Regions from separate parts of the Homo sapiens genome. Here all the other regions are linked to region 3. The links are chromatin contacts, found by Hi-C or POLR2A ChIA-PET in ENCODE. All regions are on one chromosome and are shown on one strand. The core of a region is the stretch at or near the end of the contact, and the rest is flanking DNA. Distances in the headings are between cores, read along the strand shown. Region 1 has its middle 42 kb from the start of LINC02392. Region 2 has its middle 38 kb from the start of LINC02392. Region 3 holds the start of LINC02392 (long intergenic non-protein coding RNA 2392).

Region 1 (2,700 bases), core at 141-2,640, 42 kb after region 3:
TGTATTCATTGCTTAATTCTATTGCCTTAAACAGTGGCTGAAATATGGTGAGTGTTCTATATTTGGTGAAACAATTTTTGAAATACACCATATTCATGGTCTAGTGGGATATAATAAAACTTAAACAGATTATAGTAACTTCCCCTCCTTCACTGACTTATTTATTTATTCAACAAGTTTGTTGAGCAGATGCTATGTCAATCTTGCCTTTAGTGATATAGATATATATTATGAATAAAATGCATAAAACTACTTGCCACGTGGATCTCACAGTGGAGAAGATCATTATTAATCAGACTCTAAAAGTACATAATTATAGGTAAACATATAATTTGTAAAATGTAATGGTATTAAGGACTAAAATAATAACGGAGATTTGACATACTCTTAGGGATTAGGGAATGGAGAAGGAATACATGCATGTAAATAAGCAAGGAAATTATGATTTTTAGGAATAAGAGACCAACTGAGAAGAAACAACATGTGTTTCATCCAAGTTTCACAGAGAAGTAGAGCTGGTTTTGGGTGTTAATTCCTCTTGTCCTTCACAGCACAATTATGTACAAGCACAGAGGCATTTAATGGTGCTTGAAGTTAATAGGCGAACAGTTGAATGTTGTAATTCTCAAGATGTATCGTTTTCAAATAACTTGAGCATTAGGTCTTTCAATTTTTAAATTTTACTTTTTAAAATTTGTTATTTTTCTAATTAAATATATTTACATTATGTCATGTTCATTTTTGCAACCATTCAATATAGCATAGATTATACTTTGGATGCTTAAGAAGAATCAAGAGTCAAAATTTCTTTAAGAAATTAATTTTATATCTCTTTTTAAAACTGCAGAAATAAAAGCAACCACAAAATAGACTGCAGGAAGGAAAGTAAAATTAACAGAATCATATTGTTTCTAAATAAACTACTGTTAAAGATTTTTCCAGAAGAGAATCTCACTCTTTAAAAAAATTATCATGTAGAGATAATGGTAGAATTTTATTCCATGAATGATATGTTTATTTATTACATATTCATTAAATATTTAGTAGAGGGGATTAAATTGGGAAATATTTCCATTTAAAAGCTACTTATTTATAGAGTTACTATTATTGTTTCAAAAGGCAGCATGTCAAAAATTACAGCAAAAAAAAAAATGAGTATGTTTATTTGGAAGCCAGAACCACACACTATCAAAGCCAATAAAATTGGGCAATGACCACAAACTCAGTTTCAAAGCTGAGATTCTGAGTGCTTGGGTTGTGGCAGTTATGATTTCCTGAATAAGACTTTGTGCTGGGTCCAGAATTCACTCTCTCTGACCTTCAGCCAAGAAAGGAAGTAGCGTGGGTGACCACGTTCAACACTTGCTCTGGGGATTTCTTTCTAGCCAAAGCTAAAAGGAGGCTATAACTGGGTAGCCAGGCCTGTCCTTAGCACATTCTGTATTTAGATGGCTTACTTAAACCCATTAGCAGCAATATGACCCTGCCCTATGCCCCTACAGACTTCCGAAAAGAAAAAAAAAAATAACATTGGGGCAGGGTGTTGGCTATGGAGCCAACACAAAGAGGGATGAAGAGGGGAAGAGAGAGAGGAAGGAAGAGAGGCCTTATTTATGTCTATGGGATTAGGAATCAAATAGACCAGAATTAAAACTCCAGCTCTTCTGTTTACTAGTGGTTTACTTCTAGTTAAATTGCATGCCCAGTCTGAACTTCAAGTTTTTAGTTGCGGAAAGTGTATACAGCAGTCACTACTTTAGAAAGTGGTTTTCAGTACCTGGCAGAGAGGAAACACTCAATAAATCGTCGTTTTTGTTAATGCTGTTATTATTGCTTTTGTTATGTCATCTACAGTAGGGGGAACAGGGATAAAATGCTGTTTCTCGGGAGGCTTCAAACATGCCATTGTGTGTTTGTGTGTGTGCCGCCTCTAAACCACCAGTATTCACCTCAATCAACCCTCCCCAATTTTAATTTGGATCCTTCAGGTAAAAAGCAAAGGAGCTATTCAGCACAGGAAAGGTTGAGCAATCTGCCCTAGGACTAATCTTCCCAACAGGCACTCCCATAGATGAACTGTTTCCCATCAGATAGTTGCCAGGCATGCCCCGAACGTTTTTATTTCTTAAAGTAATTTGAGTAGGTTCCTCGGGGGAGACACATTTTTAAAAAACCTTTTTTAACTAAGGCAATCCTTGCTCTCGAGCTAGTTTTAATACACCTTTGTAAAGAGCTCTTAAAAGCTCTAACCAGTTCATCAGAACGAAGATAAGTGCAGCTTAAACACATCATACCAAATAAATAAATAAAAGTAACATAAACAGAGAAAAAAAACAAGTTCTTAACAGTGCAACTTGAAAATTAATTATAGCACAACATAGAAAATAAAAATAACCTGGATACACAATTTCCTTCCAAAATAAAATTTTGCATATTGGACACAAAGTCACATGCTTCTGAGAATTGGGGGAGTTTTATTATTTCCTATGAAATTGACAAGATACAACAAGATATTTGCTTTTTTGATATCAGTATACTATGCTTCCAGGGAAGTTTTCTAAAAAGAAATATTTTAAACCAAAAAAGCTATACTTATTTTTTGGATTTTAAAAAAATGCACTTTCTCTGACAAGTGAGTAAAAAGGATATTCCCAAAAAAACCCGAGAAGAAAGGCAAATAAGTTTTACCCTCACAGAAGA
Region 2 (2,700 bases), core at 196-2,695, 38 kb before region 3:
TTAATCTACTTTAGCTTCACAATGACCTTATGTGATAGACAATAATCATGTCCAAGGTGGCATTTGGAAGAACAGGGTATGAATTCAAGCAGTTTTCAATAATTACACAGTGTTTAACTATACTGGAGTGTATGCAGAGTTCATAAAGCATCATATTAGACCATTGGCATAAGACTCATTGGGACACATTGAAAAACAAAAAACAAGCAAAAACAACTCCTAGGCCCAGGTATGACCACAGAATCACAACATCTAGAGGAGAGAGATTAATTTAGTCACTTCCAGGTGATTCTTCTGTTTGCTTTGAGAACCATTGCTCAATAATTTAAGGAGGGGGACTTTTGCTGGGGTTGTAGTAGCAGTATCTGTGTGTGTGTGTGTGCATGTGCGTGTGTGTGTGTATGTGTCGGAAAAGGGCAACAATGCAAAATGAATGAAGAGTTTCACTTACTTTACTAACTCCAGATCCACCAGCACCATTTCTCCTGCTACTACAACACCTACTTTTCTGGTATTCAGGCCTGAGCATAAGGTATTGGGTTCATCAATGAGAGGATTTTAGACTCTCCTGGGAGCCAAAATTGGCTATATAGATTTTCAATCCTAATAAGAAACATAAAAATTCACTTTTGAGAAATCTAACCTAGAAAAACAAGTTTGGAATAATGTTGTTCTAAATTATAACATTCTCTTCTGTATGACATCGTGTACATTTTCTTTCTTGAGTAGAAATTATATATATATATATAATTTTTTAAACAAGAGGGATTTTCCAACATGCCATCATTGTGCAGATGGAACCATTCCATTCCTAAACAGTAGGAAGTCTTTCCTGTCATATTTTATTGGTTCTTCTGGTCATTAAATTTGACAGACTGTAAATCCCCTGTTTGCCATTAAGCATATTGTGAATGACAAGATAGTATTAAGCATTTCTGGCACAGAGATTGCAGTTGGGCAATCAATAGCACCATCATTCTAGGAAAATTATTGCTGTAACTGAAGGAGGGGATGGTCATCAAGGAGAATTGTATGTTCTCTTTATACTTGGACTTAGTAGAGAAAGCCAAAAATAAAAACTAGGACAGTTCACAGTTGCAAACATTCTAATTAATAATAATGATGAAGGAAGGCGGGAAATAAATGGTTGGGGTTGAGACAGAAGATGTGGCCTTCCTTTTGCATGATGTCTTCCCAGCAGTATAAGGCATGGAAAATATGAGGGGCCATTACCCAAATGTAGATGGCACTACCCAATCTCACAGCCAAGTGCTCTAACCATCCATTAATTTTTTAAAAATTGTATGTTTTAGTGTTTTCCTGCTAATGAGTTGATTATATTTTTAGAAATCATGGGAAATGTGTAGACGCTGATGTCACTGTTCTTTGGCTTTGCTAAGGATGCCTATTGTGAGCAAAGTTGTTTCCTCCCTTGGCTGCAGGCCACTAGACTGCTGTTCTCTCCCTGTCTGCCCACCTCTCCACTCCCTCCTCCATATACAAACACTGGGGCCATAGGAAAAAATATGCTTCTAAAGGTCTAAATCTGCTGTCACTATTGCTGATAAATTAGATTTCGTATTACGTAATTTTAAATTCATCTGTATTTTTCTTCATGGCTCCTCTTTTGAATATAATGAAAAAAGTATTTGTAATTATTAGCTTTGTATTTGTGTCCTCTTTTTGCCATAAGCTCCATGAGAATGAGACCCTGGCTTGTTTTTTCCACCTCAGCACCTATAAACCTATTGTCATGAACAATGCCAGGCACATAGAAAATGTTAAAAATATGTATGTGTATGTATATATACATATATACATTTTTAATGATGAATGCTTATCAACCACTTAAGCTTGTGCCCATTGTCAATGAATGCCTTTCACTGAACGAATCTGTGATAACCTTTTATAGTTAGCTCACTTTATTGAGTTTACTTTCTAATACATAAATATACACAGATTTATCCCCACCTGAAAATGTCCATAGTCTGCTTATTAGAACACAATAATCCCTCTCTTTAAGTTTTTGACACCCACATCTCAGTAATCCCAAGCACTCTGTTGTAGTTGTTTTGTTGTTGTTTACTCTTTTGCTCGTTTTAAATTACCCTTTTCTTTTGACTAAGTTTTAACTCTTTCCTTAATACCAGTGTCCAAATTTTTGCATTGTAGTTCTTAGGCCATGTTCCCCTACAAAATTACAATGTCTCAAGAATGGTGACTTTACCAGGCACCCCAGGGATCAATGACACATACTGTTAGCACCTTTGCTGAGTGGTCAAGGCAGAGTATTTAGAATGGAAACAGTGCTTCCAATTCTAATTGGTATTCTCATTACTAATATTCTACCATGTTGTTTTTCTAGTTCTTTTCATTCTTCAGTAGCCACATGATATTGAGTGAGTTCAATCTTTTCTTCCTCAGAAGCTTTGATTTGGATTAAGGTATATGCAGTTCCCTTAAGCAGCCATGTCGGGCACACAAAAAGCACACCCTGGTATGTTCTTTAGTTGAGGACAAACTAAACTATGAATCAGAAGGCTACACACTTGGTTTAAGTCAAATAGCATATCTACACATTTCATGGAAAAAGAAAGCAGCCAGAAATAATAAATCTTCCTTTGGTTACAAGCTAAAATTTCTTAGCATTCTACCGAGTGTATGTAAAAATTTTATCAAAGAACATAACAAAATTATTAA
Region 3 (2,700 bases), core at 68-2,567:
CAGCAAAATAATTTGAAAATGTAATTGTCTTTAAATATGAGTGGAAAAATGAAAGTTCAGTCATGAAACAGAACATTATATAGCAGTTATAGCTAATAATATAGATCTATCAACATGGATAAATCTCTAAAAAATGATGTTGGGCAAAAACTCAAGATGCAAAAGGAAATGTACAATGCTGGTGAATCGTTTTTGCTTTTTGTAGATAATTAAGTATGTGACAAATGTTCAGGGTCATTGATGGGAATGGCACACACTTTCTTAAGGACAGTGGGTACACGTGGGGAGGTAGGGAGGACAGACTTCAGCTGAATTTGCTAAATTTCATTTCTATTTATTTTTTAACTCTGTAATGTAAATTAAATATGACAGAATAGATACAGGGTTGTTATATATCTATATCCTGTAGGATATTTTAAATTATTCAAAATTAAAATGTTTAATTTAAAAATATTTAAAAGGTATGCATAAATGTGTAACTATTAGAATGTTCATTGAGCATTGATTTTTTATTTTAAAAGAAACTAGAAAGAGCATAAATGTCTAATCATATGGAAATTATTCAATAAACTGTAGTACGTTAATAGAATAAGATAATAATCATGCATTAAAATAATATAGTTAAATAATACTTGATAACATAAAATATGTTAAAAATAAAATAATAAAAAATAGATTAAGATAACTGAGTACTATATTATTCTATTACTATACTATTCTAACACTATTAGAATAGTACTATAGTATTCTTCATGACATGTTTGTATATACGCATATCTACACACATGCAAAACCATGTGGAAATAGTTATAGAAGGAAAGTGATCTGTTTCCTCAGGATCGAGGGCTTTTTCAGGACACAGGACTTTCAATGCCAAAACCACGAAAGTCTCAGGTAACTGAGACAGTTGACCACCCTATCCGGAAGATGCTGCATAAAGAATGAAAACGAGCAAAGTAAAATTTTAACTCAAAATATGGCACAAGATGCAGTTGGAATTCCCTTACTGTGTGTGGGGAAACTAGCTATAATTTCTGCAAGTTGAGAACATAAAAAGGCTAGTTCTGGTGTTACCTGATAAGAACAGATAGAGTTTCTCATCAATTTTGTGAGCATAGCTGGACAGGTCAGAGAATATCAGAGCTGGAAAAGACACATCTTTTCACAACTCCTCTCTTTAGAGATTAAAAAACCAAAAAGTATGTAAAACAGTAGTTTACAACAACTGGTAATTTAGCCCTCAGGAAACAAGTGGCGATGTCTGGAGACATTTTTTATTTTCACAGTTGAGGGTGCTACTGGCATCGCACTGGAAGAGGTCAGTAATGCTCCTAAGCATTCTAGAATACAGAGAACAGTTTCTCACAACAAAGAATTACCTAGCCCAGAATGTCAATAGAACTAAGGTTGAGATACCTGGTTTAAGACATTTCCCCATTGATATCACAACTAGATCCTGCCAAAGAAGTTTCCATTGTCCTGACCTTGTTCAGCATTCTTGTCACTATGTAAATTTGGAGGGCTGTTCTCTAAATGTCAAGCATAAAATGGACCTTTCGATTATTTCATTTCTTCCTGGATATAGTTTATATATACCACTCTCCACTTACACTTCTTCATTCTTTTGGGTATATTTGTATCACTCTCCTGAGTTAATCCATTCTAGACAAATATTATTCTTAAAAAACAGCCATCCATCAAGTCTGAAAAAAAATAAAACCTCGTCTGAAAAACAAATTGGTTGCAATTGTAGATTCATCTGGTTCCTTGATATATATCTGTAATGCTGATTTAGTACTTCTGATAAGCATTTCCCCAACTGCATCTTTTTAGCAGCATTAGAAATAATGGCTAAAAGAAATGAGTCTTTTCATTTGCAGTATCTACATTTGGAGAGTATTTTAAATCAAATTGATTGCTAGGATATTTGTAATGTCCAAATGTTTGATTGCTTTGCTGTGTACCATACAGAAAAGTAGTAACACAGAGGCATGCCATTAAACAGCCTTGTTGTTTTCTTTCTTTTTCTTTTCTTTTCTTTAGTTTTATGAAGCTGCAATTAATAGAAGTAATTTAGCAGCTGTTAGGAGAAACTGCCTAGGATAGTTTGTGTATGTATCCAGTGCTAGAGAATTTTTGCTCTGTTGTAGATCTTTATCTATACTTAGTTGTGTTTAGGATTTATGACAAAGCCGTGTGTTAATATCTCGATTATCATTCTGGTAAGAGAGGAAGCATCGTAGTTTCCTCTTAAGAGAGAATAATAACCTAGAGAGATAAGGAATATGACCTTGAAGTGTTTTTGTTCATGCATCAAGACTCAGTTCATGCATAAGTATGCTGAGGGAGTAATCAAGGTGGCTGTTTCTGTCTTCCGTGACTGCTGGGTGTTATTACCCAAATCAAGCACATTAAAGACATTGTGGAGGACATAGGAAAAGAAATGAGACTTTAAGTATATGCCTAAAAGGTATTTTTAACTTAAGAGTCTGTCTAACAGGGAATCATTTTTCTTTTGAGGAGCAATGGATGGTCAATATCAGTTATTTGCCAGAATGTAAGTTAAAAAGAGTGTGCCCTAGGTGGGCACTTTTGAAGATAATTTTGTTTTTGAAAAAATAAAAATTATTTTACAATTATTCTACATACCATCAAGAACATTGCTCTGTTCAGATACTATATGACATCAAAGCATTCCAA

The links. Hi-C counts contacts between places; a loop is a spot of excess contacts on that map. ChIA-PET counts read pairs that join two places held with the same protein, here RNA polymerase II (POLR2A). Pooled maps may share reads with other maps.
Region 1: a map with no recorded cell type shows a loop between it and region 3 (2.1-fold over the local background). The contact joins the enhancer-like site here to the promoter of LINC02392 in region 3. A Hi-C loop is called at or near these places in 2 of 168 maps with a recorded cell type or tissue (lower leg skin and right cardiac atrium), 6 of 37 single-sample maps with no recorded cell type and 6 of 50 pooled maps. POLR2A ChIA-PET finds 5 or more read pairs at or near these places in 3 of 52 experiments (T-cell, WTC11 and activated T-cell).
Region 2: a loop to region 3 is called in a map of endothelial cell of umbilical vein, with 4 times the contacts of the local background. The contact joins the enhancer-like site here to the promoter of LINC02392 in region 3. A Hi-C loop is called at or near these places in 1 of 168 maps with a recorded cell type or tissue (endothelial cell of umbilical vein), 2 of 37 single-sample maps with no recorded cell type and 1 of 50 pooled maps. POLR2A ChIA-PET finds 5 or more read pairs at or near these places in 2 of 52 experiments (BJ and IMR-90).

Annotation. Positions count from the first base shown.
Region 1 is chr12:90,249,586-90,252,285 of GRCh38, reverse strand. No RefSeq gene overlaps it. Among named protein-coding and RNA genes, the nearest start is that of LINC02392, 42 kb to the left of the region's middle. Within about 2 kb of position 1,390, at least 5 of the 41 ENCODE cell types and tissues checked have a DNase peak (open chromatin) inside an H3K27ac peak, as active enhancers do.
Region 2 is chr12:90,330,181-90,332,880 of GRCh38, reverse strand. No RefSeq gene overlaps it. Among named protein-coding and RNA genes, the nearest start is that of LINC02392, 38 kb to the right of the region's middle. Within about 2 kb of position 1,445, at least 2 of the 41 ENCODE cell types and tissues checked have a DNase peak (open chromatin) inside an H3K27ac peak, as active enhancers do; they include endothelial cell of umbilical vein, where a contact is called at or near this core.
Region 3 is chr12:90,291,935-90,294,634 of GRCh38, reverse strand. LINC02392 (long intergenic non-protein coding RNA 2392) reads right to left here and starts at 1,317. Exons shown (of 3, transcript NR_135018.1): 1 at 1,075-1,317.